2 separate regions of the Homo sapiens genome follow, and region 2 is linked to region 1. The links are chromatin contacts, found by Hi-C in ENCODE. All regions are on one chromosome and are shown on one strand. The core of a region is the stretch at or near the end of the contact, and the rest is flanking DNA. Distances in the headings are between cores, read along the strand shown. Region 1 holds the start of FASTKD1 (FAST kinase domains 1). Region 2 holds the start of LNPK (lunapark, ER junction formation factor).

What was found. A loop is a pair of places that touch in the nucleus more often than their neighbours do. Pooled maps may share reads with other maps.
Region 2: a pooled map shows a loop between it and region 1 (5-fold over the local background). The contact joins the promoter of LNPK here to the promoter of FASTKD1 in region 1. A Hi-C loop is called at or near these places in 5 of 50 pooled maps.

Annotation. Positions count from the first base shown.
Region 1 is chr2:169,572,404-169,575,190 of GRCh38, forward strand. It overlaps FASTKD1 (FAST kinase domains 1), which reads right to left and starts at 1,462. Exons shown (of 15, transcript NM_024622.6): 1 at 1,266-1,462. RefSeq lists enhancers at 1,044-1,213, 1,069-1,671, 1,574-1,673.
Region 2 is chr2:176,000,723-176,003,689 of GRCh38, forward strand. LNPK (lunapark, ER junction formation factor) reads right to left here and starts at 1,545. Exons shown (of 13, transcript NM_030650.3): 1 at 1,438-1,545. RefSeq lists an enhancer at 1,739-1,958.

The DNA.
Region 1 (2,787 bases), core at 212-2,711:
CATAAAAGGAAAAAAAAAGCCCACAAACTCAGAGCTGTCTTTTCGAAAAAGAGGAAAATTGTTTAAAATAAATAATCACCTTCAAAGTTTCTAAAAAGTGTAGGCATTAATTCAGAGCCATATATATTTATACATACATATATATATACTTTTTTTTTTTAATTTTTCAGAAGTATGGTCTCAGGTTTATTTGCTTTCAGGATAATTTCTTGCCCCTTTTTCTTGTGCCCTTAAAGAGCTCAAATAATTCCTTTCTTTAGAAAATAAATAAATAAAAGAAGTCATATAATTTAATCATTACTGGCCTTGGATAGGTTTTAACCAATGAACGACACAATTAAAGCACCAATCAAGAAATACTAAGAAATTAAGTAATGTTTCAAGTCATGCTGAAACAATAAAAGAACTAAAGATAATTATGAAAAAAGAATAATTTGTTTTAAAAATATGCTATAAATGTTTACATTTATAATTGAGAAGTAATGGTTAGAAAAGCAGGGACTAAAGTCATATAATCTAATATTTCTGCAACATGTTACCATTTACAAAGAACGTTTGAAACACATTATCTCATTAAATTCTCTCAGCTAACCTTCCAGGTTGATATTATTTCCATTTTACAGATAAGGCAAAATAGGTTCAAAAAGGTTTAAAAAATCCTTCTAGTACTAGTGAAGCAGGGACTACAACTCAGTTCTTTCCACTTGAACAGCTTCATTACACAAACAAATCAACGCTGTATCACTAAATTCATGTCTCAGACCCCTCTCTACGGCTATGCCAAACAGTCTGTTCACAAGAAAAAACGACGCGACAGTACAGGCTATTTTGTGGCAAGCAGTACAGCATCCTGACCTAAGCTGACCTGGGTCACAAACCTGCACAAGAAAACCCTGCACAAATCAAAGGTATCCTCAAGATACTATATTCATCCACTGAGCTGCTCAAAGTGGAGGCAGCTCAATGGTTAGCATAGAAAGGTGTCGAGTCCCCAGCTTTGCCCCAGCTGAATGACCTTAAGGAAGGAACTTAACTACAGGAAGGGCCTTGGGACCCTAAGGGGTATCTTCTGCGCCGGGCATAAAGGAGAGCTAAACAAATGAGTGAATGAATGGGGTCTCAGCCCTGCCCTAGTCCATCCGCACTTCAGAGAACCCAATATCCCGAAGGAAGCCTCCGTATCTCAACTGAACCCTATGTCCCCAGCCCGAAAACGTGCTGGGTGGGAAAAGAAAAATAGCCGCTGCCACACAGTCCCGACTTGCCAGCAAGGTTTTCCCTCAGCGCGCCGCAAATTTTCTGGAGGATCCTGGGGTTATGAAAGCTCAGAAGTCAGGGTTATTCCTGGTCCCAACACGGAACGAAACAGGCTCGGATGTCTCGCCCAACCCTCATATCTCAGGGTTTATAACCTTTCTTCGAGAGACATGACCTTTCCCATGAGACCTTGCCCCCAAACCAGGAAAAAATGCCCGGCAGGCGCAGCGTGCACTGCGGAAGTCACGCACTACATATCCCAGGGTGGGTCGCGGCGAGGTGGGTGAAATGGACGTCGCTCACGCATTTTGGGGGAATTCTGGGCATTGTAGTTCCTCATTGAGGGAGGCTCTAGCGCAGTACACAGCTTAAGCTGTTGAAGAAGATATAGGTCGTTTAGGTGATTCTCTACTATCTAAGGTTGTTCTCCTAGTCCTTGGAAGTCTACTACTTTTATAATATACACAAAAATATACTTAGGAAAATGAAATTTAAAAATGTAAACATGGAAAAGACACGTACAGATTTTTCTTATTATTTTTTAGCATATACGAAATAACTCTGTCGAGTAACTTTGAAAGTATGCAAACTCATACTCTCAGTTTCTGCACTTATGTCGTGGATAGGTACCAGTTCTCAGACCATATTTTTTTTTTACTTACCATGGTATTTTAATAGTCCCAAGATTTGACACTTGACACTTAAAAAAAAAATACCACTAATAAATAACCAAAGTGGAATGCTTACCAAAGTTACAACAGACATAATTTTCAGCTGATAATCACTACAACAAAGTAAGGCTCTAAAGGTACCAAACTGATATTTGTTGGAATATGCTGTGCAACTTTCTTTTTTTTATTTTATTTATTTATTTTTTTTATTGATCATTCTTGGGTGTTTCTCGCAGAGGGGGATTTGGCAGGGTCGTAGGACAATAGTGGAGGGAAGGTCAGCAGATAAACAAGTGAACAAAGGTCTCTGGTTTTCCTAGGCAGAGGACCCTGCGGCCTTCTGCAGTGTTTGTGTCCCTGAGTACTTGAGATTAGGGAGTGGTGATGACTCTTAAGGAGCATGCTGCCTTCAACCATCTGTTTAACAAAGCACATCTTGCACCGCCCTTAATCCATTTAACCCTGAGTGGACACAGCACATGTTTCAGAGAGCACAGGGTTGGGGGTAAGGTCATAGATCAACAGGATAAGAATTTTTCTTAGTACAGAACAAAATGAAAAGTCTCCCATGTCTACTTCTTTCTACACAGACACAGCAACTTTCCGATTTCTCAATCTTTTCCCCACCTTTCCCCCTTTTCTATTCCATAAAACCGCCATTGTCATCATGGCCCGTTCTCAATGAGCTGTTGGGTACACCTCCCAGACGGGGTGGTGGCCGGGCAGAGGGGCTCCTCACTTCCCAGTAGGGGTGGCCGGGCAGAGGCGCCCCTCACCTCCCGGACAGGGCGGCTGGCGGGGCGGGGGGCTGACCCCCCCACCTCCCTCCCGGACGGGGCGGCTGGCCGGGCGGGGGGCT
Region 2 (2,967 bases), core at 295-2,794, 6.4 Mb after region 1:
ATTATACTATACAATTGAAGAGTAAAGGTGATTTATTCTAGAATTCTAACTTTCAAATGTCCTAACTGAAAAGACAATTCTGAAATAGCCCAAGCCACATTTATTGCTCCTCAAAAAGAATTTTAATGAAAAGTACACCTCTATTATATATTAAGCACTCTTAATATATAATGATTAGTGCTTGCTTTCATGGTAAGTCAATTTTCATCTGAACTAAATACCACCAAAAAATTACTATTTGATTATAAATGTTTCTATGTGAAGTCATATATTTTTAATAGCCATATAACTTCTCCTTTTCTTGTATTTTCTTGTTTATATAACATATAAACACTATATAAGTTTACTAACATCATTACTGAGCTGATCTCAATAGATAACAGACAACCTTAAAATTCTAATTTAAACGCACCACTCCTGTTTAAGAAAATGTGTTAAAAGTCAACTTGGTCTTCTGGGGGCTGCTGAGGAAAAGAAATGAGCATTCCCTGCCAGTTTGAACATATTCCTGAAACCAAGCTTACTCACACCCACCAAACCGCTGTTGAATAGAGTCAATTTTGTCAATGCTGACACCCAGGCCATAAAGAAAGGAGGAAACAGTAGACACCGAGCAACACACACCGGAGGCCAACTGGGAAAAGCAGAACACGGAAAACTCAGTGATTCACGGGTCTTGCTTAGTACTGTGAAAGCACCATCAGCAAAGCTGAGTTGACCAATTTCAACTCTTTCTCAATCCGTAAACTATGAACTGACGGAATTTAGATTTGTTTTTCTCCTCCTACCACGCCTCTGATACAATGCACCTTCGCCCTTCCCCTCCACCCCACAGCCCACCATCCCTGAAATAAGGACAATGGTTGGAGAGTCTCTTCTCTAAGTAGCACGTACTCCACGCCCACACGCTAGAGCCCGGCAGCATGACACTGACAGTTTTCAGTCCCTTCTGGTCTTTCTAACTCTTGGAGCCTCCGCACAACTCAGAAAGAGAAGCGGAGAGAACGCTCAAAGCGGACAGCTGAGCGTAGGAAATGCTAGTTTGGGACCTTCTGACCTCTTTGCCCCACCTGTGTCGAGATAAGCTCGACACAAGTGGGCCAAAGAGCTGGGGCTCAAGCCAGTCACCACCCGGAATCTCCTAGAACCGAGCTGGAGAAACTACCAGCCCTAGAGGGGAAACAAGGGTTTCAAGACTCCAGCGCCACCACTGCCAGTGTGCTGGGAAATCCAGGGAACAAGGCGGCGAGCCTGGGTCTGCGCGGACCACCGCGCAGCCTGACTAGCAGCCGCCGCAGAGCTCTAGGCCACTTGGCAGGAGGCGGGGGCACCAAGGAGAGGCAAGCGGGGAACCCGCAGCTTATTTCCCAGGGGCACAGCTCAGCATGCCTCCCCGCTGCAGAGCCCTCCCAACTGCCCTCGCCTTGAGCGTTCTACCTGCAAGAAGCGGGCGCAGCCCGGCCCGGGCGTCCACCCCCGCCAGTCTCGGCCGCCACCGCCCAGCCTGCCTCCAGAGCAGGCAGCAGCCGCCACTGACAGAGAGACAAGCCGGGCCAACTCCTTCCCATGAAACCCCGCGCTCCAGCCGCTCGCCAATTGGCGCCGCGGTCGGCGCGCGCCGCTCCCCCGTCACGTGACCGTACCCTGGGCGGGTAGTTGTTGGGGCGGGTCGGCCGGGAGGTTAGGATCTTGTGTTTGTGGCCTCCGCAGCCAGCTTAGGCTGCTCGGTGTCGTGTCGCAGTTATGTACTGCCATTTATTATGACTCTTAGAATATAGTTATTTCTTACTCTTCCGCTGCCTCCTTTGCTTTTAAAGCCTGTTCTGCCAAGTCTCGCTGGAGAAGGAAACCCCTGAAACTGGTCCTGGTGGTCTCAGACCGCCGCGCGAGCGAAGAGTGGGGAGGACAAAGGTTGGGGAGTTGAGAAGGATGGAGATGGGTGCATCTGGAAGGGAGTCCGTCCTGAGGAGTCCCCCATCAGCTGTCAGCCAGCCAGCAGCAAAGCAAATTAAGACTACACAGCTCCGAAGAAGCCAGTTCCCAACCAAGCCAGTGGAGAAAAGTCAGCCCGGTCCCCAGGAGTGCTTGAGGCTCTGTCACTCTTGGACGTCAAAAAGGGTCATTTGATGACTGGACGCTTACCTCACCGGTGTGAGGTAAGCTTCAAACGCCGTATCATGTTGCTTTAAAACCTGCGGGTAACAGCATAAGCTGAGTTTTCTATCTTAGAACTCTTAACCCCAAGAACACTCTTCACAGGCCCTGATAGGTGGACCCACAAAAAAACCACTCAGGCTATATTTGACTCGGATTTGAAACGCTGCCGAAACGGTATTAAGTGTCCTCCTCAACTGGAAAAGACAAATAACAAATGATGCCTGAATGAGAAAAAGACTAGACGTGCACACAGTAATGTGTGAGCAGGGAAACTTCAGCGAAGGTTTTTATCATGCTTTACCCCTTTTACATGCTTTACCCCATGTGCAAACATTTTTCATGGGTTTTTTTCTATTTTTTATTTATTTTTATTCTATTTTTTTATTTATACACAAAAAAGTTTCAATGATTTTTTAAAGAGTAATAGTTTTAATATGTTACATTTAAACTTTGACGATGCAAACAGGTTGTCAAGAGAAGCAACTGAGCATTGTTTGGTTGGTAAGAAAATTTATTATACTAGAAGCTACCGCATAATTCACTGTGCAATTTGCTTGCCCTAATTGCCTAAATATTTAGTTACAGTTCTGTACACTTGCAAGGATGAGGGGAAGGGAACTGAAGTTTAGCGTGTCACTGTGGATCAGGCACTTTCCAAATGTAGAAGAAAATGAACAGAAACATTTCACCTGTTTTGATGTGGAAATTTAACCGTTTTGTTTTTCAACCTTTGCTGTTGCAAAGTATTAAAGTCCTGTGCAGTTTTGCAAATATATCTCACCGCAGAAAGATCTCCTTTCCTAAGAAGAC